Regions from separate parts of the Homo sapiens genome. Here region 2 is linked to region 1. A link is a loop called in an ENCODE intact Hi-C map of the cell type or tissue named here. Cell type or tissue: ascending aorta. All regions are shown on one strand. Each heading gives the region's core, and the rest is flanking DNA. Links, peaks and the distances in the headings are about the cores only.

Region 1 (5,607 bases), core at 1,627-4,126:
TCCCTGAGTCCATCTCCATCCCTCTCTGCCCTGTGGTGTTACAGAACACCCTCCTTGGTCCCCATCCCACTCCACCCCTCGGATTCCTTGTTAGTAAACATGACAAAATGTTCTCCAGCGTAGCAACAGGCAGGCATCCTCGGTGGCTGAGGGCCCCTGAGGACAGGGCAGGAGGGACTGGCTACAGCTCCCAGTTTCTAGCCAGGCCTGGGCAGATTCCACTAGTGAGCTGCTGATTTAATTCCAGACAACAAATGTTATCAAGGCCCACTCTGGGCCCAGCCCTGCACTAGGTCCAGGAGGGGCAGCTATGAAGCACACACAGCATGGCACAGCCCCTGGGTTGGGGTGCAGGCCTGAGAACCCATAATTACAATCTGTGGGTTACACAGATAAGATGCCTGGTGAATGGAGAAGGGCAGAGGGAGTGAGGGAAGGGAGCAGCTATGCTGACACTCAGAATTCCAAGAGCCACACCTTTCCCTAAGTCCTCCACCCTCAGGACCCCCCACACTAAATACATGAGTTGGCAAGCGATGCCCCAACAGCCGAATTAGGCCCACCACCCACTTTATGAGGAAGATGAGCTAAGAATTGTCTACATTTTTTAGGCCGGGCGCAGTGGCTCCCAGCCTAAAAACCCCGTCTCTACTAAAAATACAAAAATTAGCCAGGTGTGGTGGTGTGTGCCTGTAATCCCAACTACTCAGGAGGCTGAGGCAGGAGAATTGCTTGAACCTGGGAGGCAGAGGTTGCAGTGAGCTGAAATCATGTCACTGTGCTCCAGCCTGGGCAACAGAGCAAAACTCTGTCTCAAAAAAAAAAAAAAATTGTCTTTACATTTTTAATGGTTGAGAAAAAAATCTAAAGAAGAATATTTTGTGACACATGAAAATTACATGAATTCCAATTTTGCCACCCATAAATTAAGTTTTCTTGGAACATGACCACATTTATTCATTTACCCATTGTCCTTGGCTGCTTTTCCACTGCAATGGCAGAGTCGAGTAGTTGTGACAGACACCATATGATCCTACGAACCTCAGACATTTACTATCTAGCCCTTTACAGAATAGTTCGCCAACACTTGCTCTAGACCAAAGCCCAGAAAGGGAATTTAAGACCCATCTGGCTGACCACTCTCAACTTCTCTTCCCATCCCGCTCCATTTCTCCTTGCACTGCCCCCGCCACTGCCCTCCACTCTCCACCATCTCCTGTCCTCCCTCCTTCTTCCTCCCACAATTCCCTGGGACCAAGAAATGGGTGCTTATTTGCTTCCTTTATGTCAGATCCTCCCCCTTTCTACTCTAGCCTCATGAGAAAGCCTTAGGGACAGGCACAGGTACCTTCCCTAGGCCAGAGCTTCCCCGTGGAAGTGCTTCAGATGGGCCACAGGCATGCAGCACAATGGTGATGCCCTCGGTCCTCAGGTGAGAGGGCAGCCAAAGTGCACAGGCTGGGTACCTCTAAGGAGAACCTCACCTACAGCTCCTTGGAGGGCAGCCAAGAGTGGGCCCCATCAAACAGCAAGGACAGTGATCTCATCCCAAGCGGCGAGGACACGTCCTTTGGCAGCTTGCTGCATAGTGTGCCACTCCCACATGGACAGAGCCAGAAACCCACTGGAGGAGTGTGTGTCCCTTGCGTCGGGTGAGCACAGAGCACAGACCAAGAGGGATGGGGCCGGGGGCAAGGAGAGCAGGAGGGAGCTTCTGGCAGCCACAGTAGAAATGGCAGCCCTGAATCTGTCTTCACGCCTATGTACAGAAACCATAAAATTCATTGTCCAAAATAGTATACTTTCTTTTTTTAAATCGACTTTAATGAGGTATAATTTACATATAATGAAATGCATCTATTTTAACTATATAGTACTATGAGTTTCTGCAAATGTATACATGGGTGATCCACCAGTGTCACCACTACCATGATCAAGATACACAATGTTGTCATTACCCCCCAAATGCCCCATATGCCCCACTGCAGTCACTCACCCCCACCACTGCCTGAGACAACTACTCATCTGTCTTCCATCACTACAAATTAGTTTTGCCTATTCTAGAATTTCAAATAAATGGAATCATACAGCATGTACTTTTTTGTGTCTGGCTTCTTTCATTCTGGGCAATGTTTCGAGATTCATCCACACTGTGTATGAACACCAAACTGGCACGCTTCTTGTTTGTTTTTTAGCAAAGGGAAGTGCTCTGGATAGTCATGTCATGTCAGAAGAATGAATCAGAGCCCTTCAGGACAAATCAGGACAACAGTCACTCGATGTATATGGGCTGTTCCTGTCTTTCTCAGTAGATGAGCCTCTTTAGTCACCTCCACACTGCCTGCAGGATATCTGATGTAAAATTGCATGTGTATTCTGCAGATTAGGGCTTCACCATTACCTAAGTGCACTAGAATCCAAAAGGTTTGAAGGGTGCTAAATCCAATGCTCATCCCAAAAAATTTCAATACCACATTTGTTGTTTGAAAAAAGAAAATGCCGTTATAGTCTCTATATGATTTCAACTGGTATATATTTTTTAACAGGTGCAAAATTGTTTTTAACTTTTTATCACCAATCTGTACAAACAAATTTCCTGTTAATGATGATTATGGGTACAATGTACACTATTCAAGTGATAGTTACAGGAAAAGCCCAGACTTCACCACTTTGCAATATATCCATGTAACAAAATGGCACTTGTACCCACTAAATCTATAAACATTTAAAAATTAGAAACAAATGAAATTTGAAAAAAGAATGAAGAAACCCTTAAAAATCTTGATCAGAAATTCCATGTAGCCATTTCAAGCCTAAAACTACATAAAAAAGACATGTTAATTTGAAGCAAGCTCATGTTTAACAATAAAATATTTAAATGATTTTCTTTAGAATATTATATAAATTCAACATTTAATATTTTGTTTTGTATATTATTGTAATAATATAACATGAAGAAAATGTGAATTTTTTTCACTAGCTCCCATGTAGGCATTCCCAAATCCCCTTTAGCTGACCCCAGTGTGCCACACGCATATTCTCACTTTCTAAGCGTGTTGTGAACAGGGAAGCATTAGTCAGCACTGCCCCCACACTATGGGAGAAGCCAGTACCCTGGGCTAGGACGCATGTTTCTTGCTAAAGAGACCTCTCCTGCCCTCTAGTGATAATTTTTGTAGCTGGATCTCAGAGGGAAAACAGTGATGTAATGAGTAATTAAATATATCTGTTTTATATTTGCAAAATTGCCATCCCTGTCACATGCATTATAGCTATCTTGGGTCCTGACAGATAAAAACTTTCACAAGCATCCCTCTGTTGCTCCCTGGTGCCTGGGAGGTCGAGCCTGTGGCTTCTCTTCCATGATTCCACCTCTCCTCTCTGCCCTCATCTTCTCCACCCCTGTGGCACGGCAAAGTCTCCACCATCCCCAGCCAGTGACACCACCCTTGCCATCACCTAGGACCAGTGGCCACTGAACCCCCTTCCCACCCTTACCAGATGCAAGGACTGTAGTGGTGGAGAGGGGAGCATGGGCCTGGGAAGCAAACACCTAATTGTTCATTGTACAACAATTTGTTATCAACCGACAAACTCCAGGCATTCAGAAAATTTGGGATTCCCTTGGCACACAGAGGGAAAGGGGGGCAGCTGTACCATAAACGCTTCCCATACCCCTTGTCTCTGTAGAAACCCAGCCTTTTATCCCCAAGCAGCAGCACTTAGCAAGTGGTCACACAAGAGGGAAGGTAAAATCACCACCCATCAACTAAAGGATGAAGTATCTGTTTGAGTTATCAGTATACAGTCACAGAAGTGAAAGATACATGCATGAAAATTAGAACATATCAAAGTTGAGGATCACCTATGCAAACAACAAAAAAGTCGTTGAGAACAGCTGAATTTTCATCTGAAATGAGAACTATAGAATATTTACTATTGAGGTAATTTCTGTTCTATTGAGTAGAAATCCAGCAAACAACAATCTATTTTTTTTTTTTTTTTTTTTTTTTTGAGATGGAGTTTCACTCTTTTCACCCTGGCTAGAATGCAATGGTGAGATCTTGGCTCACTGCAACCTCCACCTTCCAGGTTCAAGCGATTCTCCTGCCTCAGCCTCCCAAGTAGCTGGGATTACAGGTGCCCACCACCATGCCCAATTAATTTTTGTATTTTTTGTAGAGACAAGGTTTCACCATTTTGGTCAGGCTGGTCTCGAACTCCTGACCTCAAGTGATCCACCCGCCTTGGCCTCCCAAAGTGCTGAGATTACAGGCATGAGCCACCAAGCCCGGCCACTAACTACAATTCTATATATAGTTGGCCCTCCATCTCCAAGAGTTCCATAGCCATGGATGCAACCAAGTGTGGATGGAAAATATTCGAAAAAAAAAGTGGCATCCATCCTAAACATATAAAGACTTTTATTCTCTTCATTACTGCCAAGAAATAGAGTATAACAACTATTTACATAGTATTTACATTTTATTAGGTATTATCAGTACAGTTAAGCATCCATTAACAATGGGGATATGGTCTGAGAGATGTGTCTTTAGGTGATTTGGTTGTGCAAACACCACAGAGTGTACTCACATAAACCTAGATTGTATAGCCTACCACATACCTAGGCTATATGGGATAGCCTGTCGCTCCTGGGCTACAAACCTCTACAGCATGTTCTATACTGAATATTGTAGGCAACTGTAACACAATAGTAAGGATTTGTGTATTTAAACATATGTAAACAAAGAAAAGATACAGTAAAAATACAGTATAAAAGACTAAAAAATGAACAAATGGAGCTTGCAGGACTGGAAGTTGCTCTGGGTGAGTCAGTGAGTGATCAGTAAGTGAATGTGAAGGCCTAGGACATCACTGCGCACTATCGTAGACTTCATAAATACTGTACAATGAGGCCACACTACATTTGTTTTAAACGTTTTTTCTTTCTTCAATAATAGATTAACCTTAACTTACTGTAACTTTTTTACTTTGTAAACTTGTTAATTTTTGCAAATTGTGACTCTTTTGTAATAACATTTAGCTTGAAACACATAGTATAGCTGTACAAAAATTCTTTATATCCTATTCTATGAGCTTTCATCTATTTTTTATAAACTTTTTTTTTACTCTTTAAAATTTTAAAACTTTAAACTTTTTTGTTAAAAACGAAGACACAAACACACACATTAGCCTAGGCCTGCACAGGGTCAGGATCATCCATATCACTGTCTTCCACCTCCACATCTTGTCCCACTGGAAGATCTTCAGGGGCAGTAACATGCATGGAGCTGTCATCTCCTATCCTAACAGTGTCCTCTTCTGGAATACCTCCTGGAGGACCTCCTGAGGCTATTTTACAGTTAACAATTTTTTATAAGTAGAAGGAGTACACTCTAATGATAAAAAGTATAGTATAATATAGTAAACACACAAACCAGTAACATAGTCATTTATTATCTTGTCAAGTATTATGCACTGCACATAATTGTATGTGCTATACTTTTGTGCAACTGGCAGTGCAGTAGGTTTGTTTACACCAGAAACAATGTGAATGGTTGTTTATCATCACAACATGTAAATGATGCATTGCACTATGATTTTATG
Region 2 (5,607 bases), core at 1,962-4,461, 160 kb before region 1:
TGACCCTCAGTGTCAACAGCAGGTCTAATTGGTGGTACTGCTCTGCCAAAAATGTACCACCATATTGTCAACTTCACCAAAATGATTGACATTTACGTTTGTATCATCTGGACTTTTACTTTTGGTTATGGAATATTTTTAATGAGGACATTTTGAAATAAAACACTGAAGAGAAACCATTTGATTTTTACTCTTTTTTGTATGGGTGGTATTTAAATTTTTTGTAGCAATGGGATCTCGCTTTGTTGCCCAGCCTGGTCTTGAACTCCTGGCTTCAAGTGATCGTCCTGCCTCAGCCTACCAAAGTACTGGGATTGCAGGCATGAGCCACTGCATCCAGAAGTAATAATTTTTTTTTAAGTATTTCATTGAAGACGCAAACCATGATTGTAAAAAATTTAAAGCAATCACTAAGCTTGGGAATAATGGGTAACTTTCACTAAAATTGGCCTGTTTTTATGTTTTTTGGGAGTGTTAGCATAATTATTTTAATTTTGATTTTATCATACCATGAATGAGGTGCAATGTTTTAAAAAAATATTCAGTAAATAGCAAATTAGCTGAAAAAAATCTGTAAAAATATAAGTTTGAAAATTAAGCCATCGGCTGTCTACTAAAGGAATGACTTAAAGTGATCGCTGGGCTTTTGAGATGCCTAAATGGAAACCTCATTTTGCACTGTAGGCAAAAAAATTGTAACCACAAATCACTCATTGCAGCTCTGGGCAAATGAAAATCTGAGCACTTTAATAGGAAAATGTGTGTTCCTATGCTGGAAGATGACCTGAGATATAAAATATGCTAGAAACAGACATTCAGAGTTGATTTATATGTTGTTGCATTACATTTTATAAGAAAGGTCAGAGTTATATGATTAGTTTTTTAAAATACTGTTACTTTCAAATAAGTTTGGTCCTCTTTGAAATCCTCTGGGGAGACTATTTTTCCCCACAATGCTGCCATTATTCAAACTATTGGACACTGTTTTTTGAAAATGACTCCATCACACTCTGGACTATCCTCAGCAAGGGAAAAAGATTTTCTAGGGAAATTACATTTTTGGAAACAACCAAAAGTCAGCATAACCATGACTGCAGAATAAAGTAGTTGATGAAGGTAAGTGAATAGGGGTGGGAACTATATTTGAGGGCCAAGTATATAGTGATCCAGAGCTAGGTGTGTATATACAATTTCATTTAATCCTCTCAAAAAGACAGTTTATAGGTGAAGTGACTTGCCCAATGTCATGCAGGCAGTACATAATAAATATTGGGTTTGAATTCAGCCCTATCTGATTCCTAAGCATATGCTATTATCTGATTCCACATCCTTATATCTAACTCCTAAGCATACACTATTTCTACTATGTTTGCTGTTTCCTGAGAAATCTTAAGGAAGGAGTTACTGGAGTACTCCCTTAAATTCCAGCTCCCTCTTTTGATCCCTAAATGAAATAGGAAAGCATAAAATGACTAATGTTGTTGACTTCCTACTGGGCCCCGCCTCTGCTAGGTACAAGTTATCTAATTTAATTCTGATAAAAATCATGTGAAGAAGATATATCCATCCCCATTTTCAGATGAGAATGCTGACTTGCCTGATGTCGCAACAGCCAGTTAACAATAGAAAAAATATTCAAAGCTAAGTCTATCCACCTAGAATAAGTCTATCACTCCTCTAAATAATAGTATTTAGAGTACAAATGACATATGATGAGAGGGTAGTAAGACCAATTGATAATGTGACAAATAAACCTCTGCAATCCATTCCCAAAGAAGTAGCTATAAGAGACCTGAGCAATAGCAAGCTCATGAGCTAAAAGAGCCAAATTTCAGAGCAAACGGTGTGTTCAGGGAGTTCAGCCTAGGGGTGTGTGTGTGTCTGTGTGTGTTCATTTCCTTATAGCACTGTGAAAGGTAAAACAGTGTCATTGTTAAGAACTGGGGGCCGGGTTGGGCACGGTGGTTCATGACTGTAATCTCAGCACTTTAGGAGGCCGAGGTGGGTGGATCACCTGAGGTCAGGAGTTTGAGACCAGCCTGGCCAACATGGTGAAACCCCATCTCTACAAAAAATACAAAAATTAGCTGGGCATGGTGTCTCGCGTCTGTAGTCCCAGCTAGTCAGGAGGCTGAAGCACAAGAGTTGCTTGGACCCGGGAGGCAGAGGTTGCAGTGAGCATGGATCACGCCACTGCACTGCAGCCTGGGTGACAGAACGAGACTCTGTCTCAAAAAAGAAAAAAAAAAGGGCCAGGCACAGTGGCTCACGCCTGTAATCCCAGCACTTTGGGAAGCCAAGGTGGGTGGATCACCTGAGGTCGGCAGTTCAAGACCAACCTGACCAACATGGAGAAACCCTGTCTCTACTAAAAGTACAAAATTAGCCAGGTTTGGTGGCACATGCCTGTAATCCCAGCTACTTGGGAGAATGAGGCAGGAGAATCGCTTGAACCCAGGAGGTGGAGGTTACAGTGAGCCGAGATCACGCTATTGCACTCCAGCCTGGGCAACAAGAGTGAAACTCCGTCTCAAAAAAAAAAAAAGAACTGGGGTTCTTGCTTGGCCATACTGGTGCACACCTGTAGTTCCAGCTACTCAGGGAGGCTGAGGTGGGAGGATTGCTTGAGCCCAGGAATTTACGACCAGCCTGGGCAACATAGCAAGATCCATCTCTTGGGAAAGAAGAAGGAAAAAAGAGGAACTGGGGTTTTAGAATCAGGCATAATTGAGTGTGTGCTCCTAATCTGCCACCACAGCAAGGTTCATATGGAGGACTTAGAAATGCTCCTTCCATGTTTTCAAAAAGAAACTTCCATTAGATATCAACCTAGGAAGTGGTCAAAGCATTTGACTGAGCATCCAATACACAGAGCTGCGTACAAGCAATTACTTGAGAGATTTAAATGCCCTTTTATGGATGTTTGTGGATGAAGCCCAGTAGGAATAATGTATTTGAATACAATACAACTTGGCAATTTTATACAGGTCTGTACATCCCAGAACCCAGAGAAAAGGGTTCAAAAGAATTCCCAAATCCATTAGATTTTGAGTAGAAATATTATTCATATCTTACCTATTCAACAGCCTCAGCTTCTGTGGGGTAATCAATCATTAGCAGACCAAAACCAAAATGCTTTAACGATAATGATAATGTTATGTGGATTTATTAAGCACCTACCATGTGGCAGGCACTATGCTAAACATTTGTATTAGAATTTACTCACTTAACTTTCACTACCCTATTCAGTAGACACTGTTACTCCCTTGAATTTATAAACAAGGAGGCTCAAAGAGCTGAAGATTAAAGAGATGAAGTATCTAGGCTAAGGTCACAGAGCTAGCAAATGACATATGCTAGATCTAAGCCCAAGTCTGACTCTAAAATTCTGCTTTCTTCATTTAGTTTTTCTGCCATTCAAAGTTTACTGCCAGCTCCTCCAGGAACTTCTGAGTAAGCCTGTCCCCCAGTGGCCAAAAGACCTGGAACTGAGAGCACTCACATTCTTTTATAACAAGTGTGACATTTTCAGCCCATCTCACAAATAGTAGTGTCCCCAAACCACATTGGTTTGGGGTATTGCTAACTATTCTATGAACTAGAGCCCTGAATTCTATCTTTCTCAAAGTCTCAGATGCTTCATTTTACAGACTCCAGAAAGGTTTGCAGTAACTGCATCCCTTAGACTGCACCCCAACAACAGGTAGCCAAAGCCCCTATATGGTGAGCAAGGCATCTTAATGCAGTGGGATGGGATAGATTTTGATTGGGCGACATTTACAGCTTGGACAAGAACAAGCATCCATCTAGCCCAGCAGATGGTCCTTGTGGAAAATGCCTGGTCTGTGTCCTGTTATTCTAAACCCCAGTCCCAGCCAGATAGACCTCCCTGCGCATCAGGACGATATACTCTGCTGGGAAGGAGAGTCTAAGGGCTGGAAACAAGGACAGCAGCAAACTGAGGACCTATGTGATTCCTTTGCAGAGCTTTCCATCCAGGTGTCATGCAGAATTATGGGGATCACCCTTGTGAGCAAAAAGGCGAACCAGCAGCTGAATTTCACAGAAGCTAAGGAGGCCTGTAGGCTGCTGGGACTAAGTTTGGCCGGCAAGGACCAAGTTGAAACAGCCTTGAAAGCTAGCTTTGAAACTTGCAGGTGAGAAAAAGCTGGTTTCACTGTCACTGCTGGAGTTCTTTTTTAGCTCTGTGTTCTTGTTCAGCAATAGAGATGAAGCCTTCTAATCATTTTTCTGTTCAACTAGTGTGTATTCTTTTACAGCTATGGCTGGGTTGGAGATGGATTCGTGGTCATCTCTAGGATTAGCCCAAACCCCAAGTGTGGGAAAAATGGGGTGGGTGTCCTGATTTGGAAGGTTCCAGTGAGCCGACAGTTTGCAGCCTATTGTTACAACTCATCTGGTGAGTCTGATCTGCAACCTTTCCACGTGGCATTCTCTGGGTATCTCTCACTCTGAGACCTGTCTGGGAAGAGTAACCCTGAGCAGCAGCAGAAGCAATCACAGCCACGGCCATCTAATTCTCCCGACACTGTCTCTCTGGCCAGGCTAGGGGTGGCAATATGCCCCTCAAAGGAAAAAGTTAGGAGAGATATAACTGAATGGCAACACACGAGAAGACATTCAGGAGGCTCAATTACCACTGCCACCATCCCTGCATCCTATAAGATAAGCAGGCAGAAGGGAAGGAACAAAGGTACAGATGTATGTAATGCATCCATTATGGACAAAGTGATGCACAGTCGTCCCTCAGTGTCAGTGGGAGATTGGTTCCGGCACCCCATCATATACAAAAATCTACAGATGCCCAAGTCCCTGATATAAAATGGGGTCATATTTGCATATAACCTACACACATCCTCCTGTACACTTTAAATCATCTCTAAACTACTTATAATACCTAATACAATGTAGATGCTATGTAAACAGTCATTGTACTGTATTATTTGCTTTTTTATTGTTGTATTGTTATTTTTCTTTTTTTCCCAAATATTTTCAATCCAAGGTTGGTTGCTTCCACCTATATGGAATCTACAGATCCCTATGAGATATGCTTTATCATCCCCACTTTGCAAATAAAGAAACCGAGTTCAGGCCGGGCACAGTGGCTCATGCCTGTAATCCCAGCACTTTGGGAGGCCGAGGCGGGCAGATCACAAGGTCAGGAGATTGAGACCATCCTAACACGGTGAAACCCCGTCTCTACTAAAAATACAAAAAATTAGCCAGGCGTGGTGGCAGGCACCTGTAGTCCCAGCTACTCGGGAGGCTGAGGCAGGAGAATGGCATGAACCCAGGAGGCGGAGCTTGCAGTGAGCCAAGATCATGCCATTGCACTCCAGCCTGGGCGACAGAGTGAGACTCCGTCTCAAAAAAAAAAAAAAAAAAAAAAAAAGAAACCGAGTTCAAAGGATGTAAACACATTTGTCTAACGTCTCATTACTGTAAAGGTTCAGACTCAGGTCTAACTCTGAAACCGCACTCTTTCCACTGTTCCACATTCCTTTATAATTTTAAGAACCAGACCCAGTCTCCACTTTATGAAGGAAAAGATTGACACCTGGAGGGCAGCACTGATTTGTTCGTGGT

What was found. Peaks named below come from ENCODE experiments on the same cell type or tissue, not always from the same donor. Only the 100,000 strongest peaks of a DNase experiment are listed, where the experiment ranks them.
Region 2: a loop joins it to region 1, with 3 times the contacts of the local background. A loop is called at or near these places in 4 of 110 quality-filtered maps.

Annotation. Positions count from the first base shown.
Region 1 is chr11:10,403,864-10,409,470 of GRCh38, reverse strand. The region is part of intron 2 of CAND1.11 (a long non-coding RNA gene); the gene reads right to left. Among named protein-coding and RNA genes, the nearest start is that of AMPD3, 49 kb to the left of the region's middle. RefSeq lists enhancers at 1-153, 154-654. In ascending aorta, for the core only: a CTCF peak has its summit at 3,157 (motif pointing left); a DNase peak (open chromatin) is centred at 3,100.
Region 2 is chr11:10,562,753-10,568,359 of GRCh38, reverse strand. LYVE1 (lymphatic vessel endothelial hyaluronan receptor 1) reads left to right here. Exons shown (of 6, transcript NM_006691.4): 2 at 3,986-4,157; 3 at 4,281-4,420. The region is part of intron 1 of IRAG1-AS1 (IRAG1 antisense RNA 1); the gene reads right to left. Among named protein-coding and RNA genes, the nearest start is that of LYVE1, 3.1 kb to the left of the region's middle. In ascending aorta, for the core only: a CTCF peak has its summit at 3,500 (motif pointing left); no DNase peak of the experiment used is centred there; H3K4me3 peaks cover 1,087 bases; H3K27ac peaks cover 2,299 bases.